Linked DNA regions of Homo sapiens: region 1 is linked to region 2. Evidence: read pairs that join two places in POLR2A ChIA-PET (ENCODE). Cell type or tissue: PC-9. All regions are shown on one strand. Each heading gives the region's core, and the rest is flanking DNA. Links, peaks and the distances in the headings are about the cores only. Region 1 overlaps LOC124900414 (a long non-coding RNA gene). Region 2 overlaps KIF14 (kinesin family member 14).

Evidence for each region. Peaks named below come from ENCODE experiments on the same cell type or tissue, not always from the same donor. Only the 100,000 strongest peaks of a DNase experiment are listed, where the experiment ranks them.
Region 1: POLR2A ChIA-PET joins it to region 2 with 6 read pairs; 2 of 35 experiments call an interaction of 5 or more read pairs at or near these places.

Annotation. Positions count from the first base shown.
Region 1 is chr1:200,469,009-200,473,411 of GRCh38, reverse strand. All of the region lies in intron 2 of LOC124900414 (a long non-coding RNA gene), which reads left to right. Among named protein-coding and RNA genes, the nearest start is that of ZNF281, 61 kb to the right of the region's middle. In PC-9, for the core only: no CTCF peak of the experiment used is centred there; no DNase peak of the experiment used is centred there.
Region 2 is chr1:200,548,357-200,552,759 of GRCh38, reverse strand. It overlaps KIF14 (kinesin family member 14), which reads left to right. Exons shown (of 30, transcript NM_014875.3): 30 at 1-1,260. Among named protein-coding and RNA genes, the nearest start is that of KIF14, 70 kb to the left of the region's middle. In PC-9, for the core only: no CTCF peak of the experiment used is centred there; a DNase peak (open chromatin) is centred at 2,229; H3K27ac peaks cover 1,281 bases.

The DNA of each region.
Region 1 (4,403 bases), core at 109-4,108, 79 kb after region 2:
ATTGGCGGCCCCATCTGTCAAACTCTGCCATGACTTTTTTTTTTTTCTTTTTTTTGGAGACAGTCTCACTCTGTTGCCCAGGCTGGAGTGCAGTGGCGCAATCTTGGCTAACTACAATCTCCATCTCTCAGGTTCAGGCAATTCTCCTGCCTCAGCCTCCTGAGTAGCTGGGACTACAGGCGTGTGCCACCACGCCCAGCTAATTTTTGTATTTTCAGTAGAGACGGAGTTTCACAATGTTGGCCAGAATGGTTTCGATCTCTTGACCTTGTGATCCGCCCGCCTCAGCCTCCCAAAGTGCTGGGATTAAAGGCGTGAGCCACCGGCACCTGGCCAAACCCTACCCTGGCTTTAAACCTGAAAAGTATTGCTTTCCCTAGGTTAAGGATTTGTAGGAAATTCTCTCGCCAAACCCTGCCCTTGTCCCTTGTATGGATCTATTGCAAGGTGAAAAATAGATATTGGATGAGTAATCACAAGCAGTAACAGCTCTGGTGTGATCAGGTATGGCACTGAAGCATGAGAATAAGATCAGGATGCAGTGATATTCTGATACAGGTGGGTGTTCCTCTTTTTGGGAGTGGGGGTAGTGGAGAGGGAGATGAATGTCATCCAGGTTTCTGACTACTGAAGTCATCAGTAAAGCCAGCATTGCTCTTACTAAACGTGATGAGAACAGATCTTTTGTTTTGATTTTATCTATCTCCTTTGCTTACCAGTTTTATAAGCACTTCTGGAAAAGCATCCAACTTTTTGCAATTGTAATTGTTAAAATCTGCTCATTCGCTTGAATTTTTAAAGCACAGAATTTCATTGTTAGAGTGGTTTGAGCTTTAGAGAGAAAATAAATTTATGACAGAGAATCAGGGAAAAATTCTAGCGTTTTGGGGGCGAGACTGTGATTTCCTTTTTGATCTTGCAGGCAAGGAAAAAAAAAGCAGCAACTGCTGATATTGGTGATTATGCAGAAGATGCTGGGTAGTATTTACTGAGCACTTACCAGGAAGCTTGCCTGGTTCCATGTGCTTTACCTGCATTAACTTCCCTCAGTTCTCCCAAGAATCCCACGAGATCTCTGTTGCCTTTATAGGAACCAAGCTAAAATGTTCATCAGCACAGCAAGTTTCTACTTCTCCTGTTTAAAGAAAATCTGAAAAATACCTGGATCCTTCCCTCCCATCAGCCCCCACTTCATCCATCCTCTTATGAACTGAGGGAATCTTTTATCATAGGCAAGTATAGGGTAAACCTGAGAAAAACCTTGAAGAAAGATTATGTAAGTTGAAAATCACCTAAAACTGCAGTTTTAGTCCTCCACTTTGCAGAAGAAATGAAAATATCTGGAGGAGGGAGAACAGCAGCAGAGAGAGACTGTAGGAAAGGAAAAACAAATGGCCGATAAATGTGGTCTTGAAATGAACAAGTGCACGACAATTAAGATGATCCTTTTTATGATGCCTGATGATGTCACCCTATCATTCTCTTTATTACAGTGACTTTCCACTTTCATTTTGGGACAGATGCAATTTTACATAATACCAGTGAAAGAGTTACCCTAAGAACAATAATATGTAAACATCATGTCTAAATTCAGACTATCTCCATACACTGCAGGGAAAGCAGAAGAGTGAAGAAAATGCATATTCTAAGCTAGCAGTATTAATTCAAACTCTTTATCTTTAAAAATATTTTGTTTTTAATTATTTTATAAACTACATATATGGGGACAGGTACAGTGGCTCATGCCTGTAATCCCAGCACTTTGGGAGGCTGAGATGTTTGGATCACTTGAGCCCAGGAGTTTGAGACTAGCCTGAGCAACATGGTGAAAACCCATCTCTACAAAAAATACAAAAAATTAACTGGGCATGGTGGTGTATGACTGACTGTAGCCTCAGCTGCCCGGGAGGCTGAGGTGGGATATCAGAGCCCAGTTGGTTGAGGCTGCAGTGAGCCATGATTGTGCCACTGTACTCCAGGCTGGGTAACAGAGTGAGAGCCTATCTCAAACAAAAAAAGAAACAAAACAAACAAACAAAAAAAAACCAACTTCATATATGATCTCATTGATAATAATAGCAACTACTCAAACTTTCTTTTTATTGTCATCTTATTTTAGAACTTTGTTTTACTTTTACGTAGTTCTCCTCAAGCACCAGATTCAATGTCCTGCCCTACTTTTTCTTTCTCTTTAGTGCTATATCTTTTTTTTTTTTTTTTTTTTTTTTGGCGACAGGCTCTTGCTCTGTCACCCAGGCAGGAGTGCAGTGGTGTGATCACAACTTACTGCAACTTACATCTCCTGGGCTCAAGTGATCTTCCTACCTCAGCTTCCCAAGTATCTGGGACTACAGGCCCATGCCACCACACCTGGTTAATGTTTGTATTTTTTATAGAGATGGCCATGTTGCCAAACCTGGCCCGAACTCCTGGGCTCAAGCAATACACCCTCCTCAGCCTCCCAAAGTGTTGGGATTACAGGCATGAGCCACCTCACTCGGCCCTAGTGTTATATCTGTTTGAATTTGAATTAATATGATTAGCTTAGAATATGCATTTGCTATGGTCTTAAGTATAATTCAAAGACAAGATTAAAAAATTTTTTTAGGTCAGCGTGGTGGCTCATGCCTGTAACCCCAACACTTTGAGAGGCTGAGGCGGGTGAATTACCTGAGGTCAGGAGTTTGAGACCAGCCTGGCCAACATGGTGAAAACCCCATCTCTACTAAAAATACAAAAAATTAGCTGGGCATGGTGGCGGGTGCCTGTAATCCCAGCTACTTGGGAGGCTGAGGCAGGAGAATTGCTTGAACCCAGGAGATGGAGGTTGCAGTGAGCCAAGATCGTGCCACGACACTCCAGCCTGGGCAACAAGAGTGAAACTCCGTCTCAAAAAAAATTTTTTTTTAATTGACACATAATAATCATGCATATTTATGGAGTACATAGGGAGGTGATTATACATGATGTATAGTGATCAAATCAGGATAATTAGCATATCCAGCATCTCAAACATTCATCATCTGTTTGTATTGGGAACACTTAATATCCTCCTTCTAGATATTTGAATTCTATATATTATTATTAACTATAGTCATTCTACAGTGCTAGAGAACACTAGAACTTATTCCTCCTATCTAGCTGTAATTTTGTGTCCTTTAACAAATCTCTTTCTATACTGCCCTTCTCCCGCCCCTTCCCAGCCTCTAGTAGCCTCTTTTCTACTTTTTACTTCAGTGAGATCAACTTTTTTTTTTAAGCTTCCATATATGAGTGAGAATACATGGTGCTTAACTTTCTGTTCCTAGCTTATTTCACTTTCAAAAACAAGATTTTTAATGTTTACATAATATTCTATCTAGCAGATGGTCCAGAGTTACTCCATAGCTGGATTTTGAGAATATCTCCAATGTCTTACTGGCAAATATGTTTGTATATACAAATGTTTTAAAAGCTAGAATAACTATGTTATAGTCCCAGAATTGCTAAGTTTAAATGGTGTGCTTAGCTGGAAAAATCTAACATTCTTTAATTTTCAATAAGAAATAAGAAAGAAAGCTTTCTCGCCTGGTTTTAAGTTAGCAGAGGAGTTAAAAACTTCTACTAGAATGAAGTTGCTTATCTGACCCATGTTTTATTAATATATGGAGTGATTCCTAGCTTAGAAACACTAAGGTGATAACTATGAAGAAAACTTAAAGTGAAAAAAGCACCATTTTATATCCTCTGTTCAATGCAAACACACTTTCCAGAATAAAAAAAAAATTCTGACATATCTTTATGTATCTATAAATTTGGCTTGTGAATGTGTATATCCTAGGGAAGATGTATTAATAGGTCTGTAATGATATAAAATTTATGCTGGGGGTGAGGCAAAACTTAATGGTTCATAAATAGCAAATTCATTATATTTTTAATACTCAAGTTATATTAACACCATATAACATCTTTATGGTGCCATTAGAACCATTTAAATCTTTGACTCAACCTGAAAAACAAACATTTCCAAATCTTGGCCATGAAATGATTAGTCAAATAAAATGTTTTAATAAATATTATTGGATTAGAACATGGTTGGTTGGGTCATAAACTGTCTTATGAATGTTTTATGTCATCGGTTACACTGCATTTTTAAATGTTAACAAATTAATTTATTTTAAAGGCCGCATCAAGGTGAAAACACCTTGTTTCCACTGGAGCATTAGGCAGCAGGACAATACATCATGGAGCCATTTTTCATTCAGTCATACCACTGGCAGAACAGATGTTAAGACATAAAATGTGGTATGGTTTGTTAAATATTCATTTATAATTTGCATTCATTATTAAATTATGTGTTGGGCTAATCTTTAATCTTAAAAATACAATGTCATGAAGCTCTCAGAATACATGATATTTTATAA
Region 2 (4,403 bases), core at 280-4,279:
TGGTGAAATGGCCTGTACAAGTTTAACTAAGACAACTTAACTTGCATTGTTAATCAAAAATTCTTTTCTCAAAGGGTTAACTGGTTGCCATTTTGAATAGTATGTTCAAGGGTGTAGCTTCCTGTTTCTTTCCAAATTATAAGTAGCTACCTAAATATAGTATAATTATATATTAATAATATGGCTTGCTGGCACAGTAGTTTACCCTGTTATCTGTGTTTCATAATGGGGGCTGTATGAATATTATTTAAAACTAATAAAATGTTGCCAGAATTATACTAAACTGTTGGATGAGATTAGGAGATCAGAGGCTGGACCTTCTCTTGATAATGCTTGTTTTGTTAAAGGTATAATGAAATAATTTGTATATGATTTGATGAAGATTAAAGACCCTTATTTTCCACAGCTTTAAAAAAAAACCTTTATTTATGATCAAGTAATAAAGATAATATTCTACTTGTGGGATCTTACATTACGGAAATAGTTTGACGTTTTTGACCTCAAGAGTATGTATAATTTGAAGAGATACTTTGTAACTATGCTTGGGTGATATTGAGCAGTTCCTAAAGAATAATTCATTTAAAAAAAAAGAAGAAAAAAAAAGAAGAATTCATTTAAATAACCTGATCCTTTCATTTGCCCTTTTCGAATTTACAGATACTACTTGTACATTTGGCATAACTAGTTGAAATTGGCCATTCGTACCATGAATAAATCTGATAGTTTCCTTGTTAGGAAGAGATTGTAAGTAAATACAGTCATTGCAGTCAGAACAGTATTAGTGAACCTTGTGTGGTGTTTTCAAGCTCTTTAAAATGGTACAATGTAGCACATTTGCTTTCATTTCTTTTTTTATTTTTGGCATTTGACCTTGTATTCTTTCTGAAGCTCTATATGTGTTTTTATTAGTCAATAATCTGGCAAGTAGCACTTTGCCTGTGCAGTTTGCTGGAGTGTAGATGTACATATGAGGATTTCCCGGGAGGTGCACTTCTTTGAAGAACTTCCTAAAGTACCTGTATAGTAGTTTTCATCTTAATATTCAGTATTTAATCTTCAGTTTGTGCTTTGTAAACTCATGACTTAATTGGTCAGAAACTTTTTAGTGTCTTTATAAAATTTTGTATACATATTTATACTAAACACATTGTGATACTGTATTTGAATGAATGGTGAAAAAATATTTGCTATTGGAATTATGTGCACTGACAAGAAATGTTATAAAGAGAATGCCTTTAATAAATCTTTTCAGCATTAGAATTGCTTCGTGGTCTATGCTTTTTTATTTTACTGATTTTCTTTGTTTATTTTACTCTTCATTCAGAATAGCTCTGCCTTGATAATAGCTAGGCTAGTGTTGCAAATCAAGTTAATAATTAGGAAACACTAAACAAATATTAATATTGCCATAACAACTATTTTTTTTTAACATTGTTCTGCCTCTCTTTAGTTGATTATGCCTGGAATAGATTTATCACCATGTGGTATGTGTAAAGAGCATGAGCTTTGGAGTTTGACATATTTTTCACACGTTTGGAGTGTGAATCCCAGCTGGACTGCTTAGTAACTACATGACCTTAGACATGTTACTGTCTTCACTCCCATTCCTTCATCTGCAGAAAGAAAAGTAATACCCACCTCATGGACTATCTATCTATGAGCACTTAGTGAGAAAAATGTGGGAATAACTGCTGGCAAGTAGTAGACTGTTAGTGAATTTATTTTCTGTCCTTTTCATTACCAGCTACAAAACCCTTGTTATGTATATAAGATCACACTTGGTGCAGGCATATGCCATTTATAACATTCTGCCAATGTGCCAAATTGTATTGCAGTCCTTTATGGCATACCTGAAAATATATCTGCCGTCATTTTGTTCCATGATAATAAATGGACAATAAAGATAACTAAACATTATCTTACTGCTCTTAAGGTATAATGTGCTATGTGTCCTCCATGGAGTCAGTCCATCTGAAAGTTTTAGCAAAAGGCTGTTTTGTCTAGTTAGCTAACTAGCATACTTGAGTTTACAGAGCCTAACTATGTGCCAATAAGCATTTCAAGGTTTTCCCTAAATATGGAAAGTAAGAATTAATCACAGGTGAGGGGAAAAGGTATCAGTAGTTTGGTTCAGTTAAAAAAAAGCTTATGTGCCCAGCTTCCTGTGCATGATTCATCAGGTAAGTTTGTGCTCTGGATTTTGCAAGTTACAGTCATTGCATGATATAATCAAGACTGAGCTTTTCCATCTTTCTTCCTTTAGCCAATATTAGTTTATGGGATTTTTAGATGTGGAGCATGGCCATTTAGTTTGTTTTAGTATCTGATAGCTAGGTTCATTCATTCATTCTAATAATTATTTACTTAATGCTAGGTATGCTGTTGGTGTTAAGCCATAGCAACCTGAAAAAGATTAGATTGCCTCATGGACTTTTGAAAGGCCCAACTTGTTGGATCCCAGTTGTTCATAACATTATATTTTCTCGATGCCAAAGACCTCTAAACACACTAAACTCAAGTCGGGTGCAGTGGCTTATGCCTGTAATCCCAACACTTTGGGAGGCTGAGGAGGGTGAATCACTTGAGGCCAGGAATTTGAGACCAGCCCGGCCAACGTGGTGAAACCCCAACACTATTAAAAACACAAAAGTTAGCCGGCATGGTGGCGCATGGCACGCCTGTAATCCTAGCTACACAGGAGGCTGAGGCAGGAGAATGGCTTGAACCCAGGAGGTAGAGGTTGCAGTGAGCCTAGATCACGCCACTGTACTCCAGCCTGGGTGATAGAGCGAGACTCTGTCTAAAAAAAACAATAATAAACAGGCATGGCAGTGCATGCCTATAATCCCAGCTATTCGGGAGGCTGAGGCATGAGAATTGCTTGAACCTGGGAGGCAGAGGTTGCAGTGAGCCAAGATTGCGCCACTGCACTCCAGCCTGGGAGACCAAGGGAGACTGTCAAACAAACAAAAAACCAAACAAAAAACACACACTACACTCGAACATACAGGAGAACCACCAGAGAATCGCTGACTTATTCAAGACAGAATTCAGGGGTAAACTTTTGATTAAGCAAATGGCAACTGGAAACTGCATATTTCCTGTTGCTGAATGGTCCTAAACTCAGAGAATCATAGGTTTTTTAAAGAATTTAGCCGAGCACGGTGGCTCACGCCTGTAATCCCAGCGCTTTAGGAGGCCGGGGGTGGGTGGATCACCTGAGGTCAGAAATTCGAGACAAGCCTGACCAACAAGGTGAAACCCCGTCTCTACTAAAAATACAAAAATTAACCAAGCGTGGTGGCACGCGCCTGTAATCCCAGCTACTCAGGAGGCGTAGGCAAGAGAATCGCTTGAACCCGGGAGGCGGAGGTTGCAGTGAGCTGAGATGGCCACATTGCACTCCAGCCTGGGCGACAAGAGTGAAACTCCATCTCAAAAAAAAAAAAAAAAAAAGAATTTAAGAGCGATTTTGTGGTAAGTCACAGGCTTTCGTTTCTCTGGCTAATATTCAGTGAAAACCTCTGAATTTGTCTAAAGAGCGAGCATCTGCCCATTAGGGGGCCTCATTTTCACGAAGAGCAGATTGTGCTGTCCACTAAGAAGATGGAGAATCTCTGAAATTTGGAAAATGGATATCGCTTTCTATGGCCCTACATCCCCCTCTTTTTAAAATGGTGGCTCACGTCTATAACCCCAGCACTTTGGGAGGCTGAGATGGATGGATCACGAGGCTAAGAGATCTAGACCATCCTGGCCAACATGGTGAAACCCTGACTCTACCAAAAAACACAAAAATTAGCTTCGCCTGTAGTCACAGCTACTCGGGAGGCTGAGGCAGGAGAATCACTTGAACCCGGTAGGCAGAGGTTGCAGTGAGCCGAGATTGCACCATGGCACTCCAGCCTGGCGACAGAGCAAGACTCTGTCTCAAAAAAAAAAAAAAATATATATATATATATATATGTGTGTGTGTGTGTGTGTGTGTGTGTGTGTGTGTGTGTTTACGGGCCAAGCACGGTGGCTCACACCTATAATCCCAGCACTTCTGGAGGCCAAGATGGGAGGATCACTTGAGCCCAGGCATTCGAGACCAGCCTGGCCCACATAATGAGACCTGGTCTTTATTTAAAAAACAAACAAAAAAAGAGCAGGCATGATGGCTCATGCCTGTAATCCCAGCACTTTGGGAGGCCGAGGTAGGCAGATCAACTGAGGTCGGGAGTTCAAGACCAGCCTGATCAATATGGTGAAACCCCATCTCTACTAAAAATACAAAATTAGCCGGGCGTGGTGGCACATGCCTGTAATCTCAGCTACTCGGAAGGCTGAGGCAGGAGAATCACTTGAACTTGGGAGGTAGAGGTTGTGGTGAGCCGAGATGGCACCATTGCACTACAGCC